Regions from separate parts of the Mus musculus genome. Here region 1 is linked to region 2. The links are chromatin loops, found by intact Hi-C in ENCODE. Cell type or tissue: heart. All regions are shown on one strand. Each heading gives the region's core, and the rest is flanking DNA. Links, peaks and the distances in the headings are about the cores only.

Region 1 (4,388 bases), core at 73-4,072, 280 kb before region 2:
CAGTGAATAAACGGAAATGATTGGTCTTGCTTTCGGGAAACACAATCAAAGACCCACACTTCCAGAAAAACTTTTGACAAGATTCATCCTGAATTGCTAACACCATTAGCAGGCATTATTAACTTTCTCTTTGCCTTTGACCGTCCTGCTCACATACTGGCTAAAGGGGGGTTCCTCTAGACTCTCCAGATAGAGCCAGATGGGGGGGGGTTACCCCCTCAGTCCCTGTAGCTATAGAAAGCAGTTGCCTCTGGGTGGGGAAAGAAGGGGGGAGGAGAAAAGTTTCCCCCTAAAGTCTCTCCCCCACACTCCAAAAAAGCCAAGCTTTCTCCCCAAGCGACTCCTTAACACACCTCGACGTTGACAGCCATCTTAAACTGCCGCCCCTCTTCCTGTAGCCCCAGTTGGATTTTTTTCATGCCTGCACCTCCAGCGGCCCTGAGGCAGCCCATTCAAAGGGCAGCTTTGTACTCAGAGTGGGGGGGGGGGGGTAGAGGGAGGGAGGAATACGAGAGAGAGAGAGAGAGAGAGAGAGAGAGAGAGAGAGAGAGCAAAAAATCTCAACTGTGAGATCTGCTTCAAAAAAAAAGTTTCCCCCTAGCTATTTCATTGTCTTGCTACAATGTCTTTGAGAAAAGCAACAGCCAGTAATCCAATAACAGCATTGATTAGGCCACAATGATTCAATTCAAGCGCATGGCCTTGTGCAAGGAGCTTGCTCCAGCCCTTCTCGTCACCTTGCCGGGGCAGAAGCCCTCTCCACGCCGCTCTCCCCATTCATTCCTTTATGGGAAATGCGGAGCAAAAGGAGTGAAAGATGGCAATTATCTAATTGGACTATTAACAAACAGTCCTCTGAGTGCGGCGGTCTGGCGTGGCTCCTGGGCGGGGGAAGGGCCGTGTTCCCGGCCCTCATTCACAAAGAGTGCAGGGGCCGCGGAGGAAAGGGGGTTTTTAAAAGGGAGTGGGGGGGGGGAGGCGAGGAGAGGTGGGAGGTTTGGCTGAGAATTTTTCCACACAATTCCAAGAATGGGGCGGAGGCGGGCGGGGGAGGGGCGGGGGTCTGGGCGAGAGGGTGGGAGGCACAAAGTGAGTGGGGAGGACAGCGAGTGTGTGTGGCGGCCTCCGAGGGGCTCTGCGCCCGCCCCACAGTCCGGCTGTCACCTCCCGGCCACCACCGCGGTCCCTCGAGACTGCTGAACGTGGAGGGGGTGGGCCGAGCCGGGTAACAACGCTCCTCTCCAAGCCACCTCCGGCCGGTCTCTTAGGAGCAATCGCGTTTGGTCTGTTCCCAAGGTTTCTGTGGCACTCAGGCAGACCTTGGGGAGTTGACTTTATATGATTGGGGATACTTGGGGTGATTATGTTGAGTGATGTTCACTGAGCGGGGAGTATCCCGGGGACAGATTGAGAGCCCAAAGATATAGATCTCTGCGGGAGCTGTCCTCAGGCGGGACGCCTCTGTGAGACCCGGCCCGCAAGTGCCTAGAACTTCTACCCCACAGGAACGCAAGGAAGCGGAAAGAAGAAAAGGGTCTCTCCTTGGCGAGCTAGCCGGCCGACTGGAGAAGTGCGGTACGCCCACTGCCTTGGCCCCAACGACTACACCTGTGAAGGAGGATTCCTGAGGCTTCGGATGGGTGCCCTTGCTGAGATCCGTCGGGAGTACTGCTCCGGGTGCAGGTCCGGAATTCCAGCCCAAACACACACACACACACACACACACACACACACACACACACACACACCAGGCGGTAGGCAGAACGGAATAACCTGCGTGAAGTGTCCGGACTCCTGCTTAGCGGCAAGTGGGAGTCCCCACTCTGACTTTAAAAACCTTGAAGAATTATTGAGACCCCAACAACAGTCCAGATAGAAATCGACCATCTTAGATGGTTCAGGCCCCTAGGCCTTGGGACTCTGCAGCCTCCTAGTTACCGGGAGGACACCTACTACACGAGAAGTCAAAGGCCTGGAAGGAAGTCTTTTTAAAAAATAAAAGTGGCCAGCTCACCATTTCAGATTTCTTGGGAGCTGGCCCTGCCCCTTCATTTGAACCCTGGAGCAGCTGATTGTTTGTTTTGAGCACTCCCATATTGGGTGTCTAAATACATTTAATATTCTTAACCCCTTTCTTGGGAAGGTAACATCCCAGTTTAGAGCTAAATGAGTAGAGGACTCAGTTCTTGTCAAATTACTTTCAATTACTTGTCCAAACCTCAGATTAGTGAATACAGAATTTGAACTTCTCTCTGGCTAACCTCAGAAGTCAGTATTCCAGGTCGGCTCTGACTTAGTTCCCAGCTACTCCCTGCTTTGAGTTTCCCGGGAATCCCCAAGGGATGCAGAGTGCTCAAAGAAACACATGGCTATGACCTTAATGTTAATACTAAAACATTTTGAGTATTTGACATTTGTTTTCACTTCATGCCCAAATGACATGAGATGGATGTAGAAACATAAAATCTTGCTTCTGGCCATGCTATTTATTACTAGCCAGGAGCATTTCCTAGAAGCATCATCCTGCACCGACCTGATTTGGGGTGAACAAAATCCAGTTCTCTGTGTCTTAAAGTTGTCTGATGACTGTCTGGGATCAAAGTTCAGGATTTCACATTTCTACTGGCTGGGGGCGAATCTTTCTAACAACTTTGTTGGAAAAATTGTACCGTTTAAAGTTGGGAGACTCTTAGTTCTGAGGGCAGAGACACACCACCATTCAATGCTTATTGAATCTACAAATGCTTTCTTGAGAAAGGAAGACATTGGGACTCTCTATCTGGTTTGATGATATAGAGATTTATCAAGGTCTGGAAATGTCAAAAGCGATGTAGCACCCAGGAGGTCTTCAGCGAAACACATGCAAGCTGTCTTCTACATGATCTAGAACAAACCAATCAGCTATGTGAACTCACTGGCTTTAATCAGAGCTGCATTTTGGAAGTACGAGAAAGACACTGTTGCCAGATGCCCATCTAGGCTCCAGGCACTTGACATAACAAAATTAAATAAAAGTCAATCATAACTACCAACTACACTTGCTTTTTGTTATGTATAGTGCTCTGTGCCTCCTACCTCCTTCTCTCCCCTTTTCTCTCTACTCTGACTCCTCTCTCTCTCTCTCTCTCTCTCTCTCTCTGGTTTAAAATTCTGCGGGCATCCATCCAGAAAAACCATGACAGGTTTCCCAGAGGACACAGTGGAGGATGGAAGCCCTGGATGGAAATTTCAGAAAAGCAGCTGCTGCTCCCAGCCAAATGAAAGCTGTGTGTCCATTGGCAAAAGAAAGGGGAGGGGGACCCGCTCAATTATTTGAATAATCTGCGACAAGCTTGTTCTGTGCAGCACACATGAGGACATAGGGCTGCTCCAGGTGAAAGTGTTTTACTCCCCTGCTTACATTCTTCTCCCTCCCAGTGCCCTTCCTGCCCCCACATGTCTGTCTGCAGGTGCAGAGAGACCCAGAATAGAACTGTAGAGCTGGAAGGATTTTTAGAGATCATCCATTCCAGAACCTTCATTTGACTTGACAGATGAGGAAAATGAGCCGAGAAAGACAAAGCAACTTATTAAGGATTAGACAACTAGTTAGCAAGTGGAGTGGGGCGGGGTGGGGGGGCCCTCTGGGCTGCAGTCCTGGTTCTCCCCACCCCAGACTCAAAGCTGCATTCTCATCTCTGTCCAAGCTTTGTAGAGTTGGCAAGAGAATGCACTCTTTGGGACAGGGTGAGATGATGCTGCAGAAATGAATTAAATATTCTTTGACCTGAGCCACGGGGATGCCTTTCATAGTCTGTGCCTCTGCCCATGTTCTCTCACTCAGTGCATTAGAAAGCAGGGTGAAGATGGTGCTGAGCACCCCTCGGCCCTTTTTATTTCCAGAAGAAATAGGAGGTAAAAGTTCACAGCATCAGAAAAGATGAGGCAAGCAGAAAGGAAGTCTTTCTGTGAGTAGGGTTCTCAATATAATTAACAACCAGGATAACTGGCATTTGCACAAACTTTCATCTGCAAAGTTGTGAGAGGTGAAGAAGAGCCTGATCGTGTCTAGTTACTAATGTTCCCATCCTGCAGGAAGTCATTGAGGTAATAGACTCATAGAAAAATAAATAGAAAAATAAATGAACCACAAATGGAGAATGTAACCCTCCATCCAGGTATTTCTGTCCTCTTTCCTCTTAAGGACCAGCCTTAAGTGTGCAGTAAGCCCAACTCTGGATTCGTTTATTTACATGTGAAGCAATTGGTTCCATTGAATTCCACTTCTTAGCCTTGCACATTGTATCAAGGAACTAAGTTTTGTCAGTAATGAATTAATAGCTTAAGTATGAAGCATTCAATTAAAAAAATTTTACAGTGATACTGCTCAGTAACTCTATAGGTTCATT
Region 2 (4,388 bases), core at 229-4,228:
GTGACCCATCTGAGGGTGGGGACTCTTTGCTGACCTTTTGTGTTGGCTGGAGTGTGATCTCTGGAGGCTGGGTGAGAAGTAGCTTGGGCTGTCCAGGGTTCCTCATGATCTAATCACTGCAAAGTGGCACAGTGTACAACTTCTCTGACCTTCAGCCTTCTCACCTGGAAAATGGGCATCTTACCATTCGCCACACTTTGAAAAGTTCGCTGACTCGTGGGTGTGAAAGGACCTGCTTAAAGCCAAGTTCCACACAGGACAGGAGCTAATAGTGTTTCCCAAGTCTTCCTGGCATCCTCCCCAGCTTTCAAGGAGAGTCCAAAAGAAAAAGCCTGGCATTTCTCTTTTTCCTCAGATGGCTTTACCCCTTCCTTTCTAGGTCCAGTTCTTTACCCTAGAAAAGTATGGAATTCCAGAAAGGAGAGGCGACTGCTCAGAATAGCATTCTAGAGGGCATTCTGTTGTCTATTACATCTAGCAATCCTTTATTTTCCAGGTGGAGATCCATTCTCCTCTGTGGGGTTCTGGTCAAAAGCAGTTGGGGACAAAGCTACTAGAGAGCCCAGGAAAGTGCCTGAAAACCCCCCTCCATCCCCTCCACATCCTGGACCTATGTGTGTCTTGGAAGGGCAGCTTTGGGATGACTGGAGGGGGTGGGGACAGAGCTATTTCATTTCCTTCTGGAAAGTCACCTGGGCAAGCCTGTCCATGGTCCCTGGCTCCTGCATCCTTGTGTGTGAGAACATCTGTTTTCCCTGCCTTGTTTAGCCATAATCTCTTATTTGAAGGCAGCTGATGGAGAAAGAAACGATGACATCCCTCCCCCTTTGATTATTTCTTTGCTTTCAATGATGAATCACCAGAGCTGTGTGTGCTGAGGATTGACGAGATTCAATGATGGCATTAAAGCCCTATGCCCCTGGTGTGTCTCCCAGAGTAGTGTGGCATTCTGGACTGAAACGTTGGCTTCCAGAAATCCAGAAACTCACAGGCAATGCATCTTTCCTGCAAGTCACTCGGCGCAGCAGAAGCCATGATCCGGGAGAGATGCTCTCTCCAGAGTTCGTACCACCCCCTAAGTCTGTCCTTTGAGCAGTAAGGCTGACAGTAATGCTCAAGCCCTCTTCATACCATCCAGGCTTCCATCAATTCTATGCGGATTCTACTGCTTCACCTCAAGAGAAGAGCTCGGTTGCTCCGTGAAAGATGAAGTCCGTGAGTGTCTGGTGGCAGGACATGTCACCATAGCCCCAACGCTGCCCCTTAGTCTTGTGGATTTGCATTTAGTGAGATACTCTTCACCTGCACAATAATCAAGGACCCACCCCCGTTCTTCCCCGTCGCAAGGGGGCATACATCTAGGAGAGCTGAACCTGGCAACCCAAGTTCTTCCCGACCCCATTCAGTCAGGGTCACTACAAGTCCATTCCTTTAAGTCACAGTGATTAAGCAACGATATCCGGGTACTTAGTCATGGAGCTGTGTTCGCCTTGCGCAGTAACTAGCTATCTCCCTTGCCTAGATAGTCCCCGTCACCACGTCCTTGTTAGAGTGTATCCTATCCATTCCTCCTTGCTCCCTTTAGAAGAAAGCCTGGCTCCCAGAGAAGGGGAAATTCCAGTGAGGGTGAATTGAGTTGAAGCCGATGGGGACAGGTGGGAAGCAAGGTCAAGTCCCATGAACCTCCTCAGAGGTTCTCCTCTGGTTCAGACTGAGATTGGTGGCAGTGGTCTGCAACCCCTTGCACTCTCAGGGAGCTCAGAGGGCATCGCGCCTTCTCGAATCCCTCGCCACTAGGCGCCGCTGCACACACGCGGATCGCGGCCCTGGGCATCCCTGCCTACTCCGCGAGAGAACTCTGGGGACAACGCCAGAAAGGGATTTACCGTGATAATTTTAAAAAATGTTTTTAAGGTCTTAATTCTCTTTTTTCGTTTTCCCACAGCCGCTGTAGCTTTCAGAGGCCGGGGAGACTGGGATCACAATTACAGAGTTGGAGAAACTTCGCAGCCAGAGCTAGAGTGGGCCTTCTCAGGACATCTGACACAAGCCTGAGGGCCACTGGTGGTATACAGTGAGGTTCACTACTCTGGGACACTACAGGGTCCAAACACCAGCCTAGCAATGACGAAAATGTACAGAACACTAAAAATGAGCTAAGCTCACCCAACCTCAACAACTTCTAACACATTTATTCAGACATTTGTGATACACATCTAGTTGTCCCAGGAAGTTCTATCCGTTAGAGTTGCTTGATGCTATCCACCCACCCAAGATAGCTCTGGGGCCTAGCAACCCCACAAGCAGAGTTGAGGGCACTGCTTCTCTGTAAACAGAGGCTTTGCAGGATACTCAAAGCCCATGGTTATCACAGATCCTCAGAGATCACTACCCTTTGATACCTGTAGAGATTCAAGAATCCAGCACCTCCTACGGGAAGCACAGAGGAACACGGCAGGCAGGGGTGAGGTTACTGTGGATGCCTTTTTACAGCATTATTGTTCGGTCTGTGATGCCCTGGCTGGAGGCACATAATAACAGCAACATCCACGAGAGGAGCTGGCTTTTATTAAGGTTCCATATGTGCTAGACACTGTCTGAACAGTTTGCTTTGCCAATCTCTTGCAACAATCCCAAATGCTATTTATTGTATTATTGTTTATTCCCATTTGGAGGAAGAGGAAAAAGAATCAAAGAGGATAGCTTAGCTTGCCCAAGGTCACACAGTAAAGCTACCAATGTACTGGGGGTGGGGTAGTTTTATTAGGTATAACTACAAATAGTAAAATTCACACTTCGTACTGTACAGCTTTGAAAACGGGGTCTGTAATTACCTTTACTCCACTAAATAACTGTTTGATCATACGGCCATACAGAAACTCAATGGCCACTGCTCCTGTCTGCTTTCTAGACTGTACGGGCTGCATTTTTACATATGACAAAATGAGGTCAGGAGAGACTGAGGTGTTGACGCTGGTCTTTCAGTAAGAGACAAATGCATTATTAGAACATTCACATGTGTCTTCTAGTCCTCTGCAAAAACCATGGTGCCCAATCCCCCAGTGACTTGGAGTGCACACTGGGCAAAGAGAATCAGCCCAGCTGTGTGTACAGGTACTTAACCAAACAGTGGCTTCTTGGGTCCTTAAGGAACCTAGGACTAGAATTCTGCTAGGCCATCTATGAGCTCTGGGTCTCAAGCTGGACTTGAATGCCCGGAGCCCTGGTGCGCCTCTGCTGGTCAGTGTGGTTAATAAGTTACTCTCTAGTTAATTCCTCTACACGCTGAGGAGACCAGATTCTTCCGGGGCACCTCTGGGCTGGGAGCATGAATTAGCATAGATTATTTGGCATCTATGGCTTCTGCACCCAGCCTGACTCACCGGAAACCCGCTTTTCTTCTTCAGTGGAGGTTGAGCGAGAAGGGGCAGAGCCTCCTTGGGTTCATGTACTTGACTGCCAAATGCTCCTGCTGCTCTTGAGCACTGGCTACCTGCAGGGCACCCAGAGACCACCTCGGGTCGGCAATCTAATGGTAGAAGGGAACTTTGCAAGAGGCTGGTGGCTTGCTGAGGATCATGAAACTGGTGATATGCCCCTGCCTCATGCAAGAGACTGGAGGCCCTTGTCTGAAGCTAGGTGCTCATTCCCTCAAGACATTTCCCCAGTACACCCTGGTACAGAGAGGTGAGGGATCAAGTAAGTCCCACCAACATATGGGAGTTTCAATCAAATCTTCCAAACAGGTCTGGATTCCTTGCCGCTCAAAGTCAATGGCTGTGATACCCACAGCCAAGCGTACTAATGCTAATGATGCTAATGCTGGGGGAGGTATTTGGTTCTGAGTGAAGAGTTTAGTGGTCCTAATTTGTAGTCACAGCATTGCAGACCCATTCAAGACAAGACTCACCTTCTCACCCTCCTCCAGAGTATCTGCAGTGTGACCAAGTGGAAGCGTTTGTTTCTAGCGTTTGTTTCTAGAAGCCCTAGCTCCTCTGAATCTTGCTTGACTAGGCATGGCCCAAGACTTCCGCCCTTCTTTGGGCTCCAGTCTTCAGAGGCACAGCCTCTATTTCCACAACCCAGATGAAACTAGGGAGAGATTTCTCAGCTATATTTGGGGTCTGGTTCAGGAATGAGGAGAATGTGGCCTCAAATGCATACCCTTTTTTATAGGGCTGAATCTAATGCCCATAATCTCTGAACTTGCCCCCAAAAAGGGACAAAGAAAGAAGGCCATCTAGAATAGAAGGTGAAATGATCTGAAGTCTAAGGCAAGGGCAGATTTATACCACGAGGAGAGCAAAGCTGAGGTGGAAACACTTTTCTCAACTCCCATTCTACCTAGGGGCTCCCTTGAGCTTCTGCCTTCTCACATGAACGCTATA

The links. Hi-C counts contacts between places; a loop is a spot of excess contacts. Peaks named below come from ENCODE experiments on the same cell type or tissue, not always from the same donor. Only the 100,000 strongest peaks of a DNase experiment are listed, where the experiment ranks them.
Region 1: a loop joins it to region 2, with 5 times the contacts of the local background. A loop is called at or near these places in 7 of 42 quality-filtered maps.

What each region holds. Positions count from the first base shown.
Region 1 is chr19:59,170,563-59,174,950 of GRCm38, forward strand. 4930442E04Rik (RIKEN cDNA 4930442E04 gene) reads left to right here and starts at 1,219. Exons shown (of 2, transcript NR_167767.1): 1 at 1,219-1,683; 2 at 2,797-3,032. In heart, for the core only: no CTCF peak of the experiment used is centred there; no DNase peak of the experiment used is centred there; H3K4me3 peaks cover 980 bases; H3K27me3 peaks cover 4,000 bases.
Region 2 is chr19:59,452,592-59,456,979 of GRCm38, forward strand. It overlaps Emx2os. Among named protein-coding and RNA genes, the nearest start is that of Emx2, 3.9 kb to the right of the region's middle. In heart, for the core only: CTCF peaks have their summits at 1,792 and 3,230; a DNase peak (open chromatin) is centred at 1,810; H3K27me3 peaks cover 4,000 bases.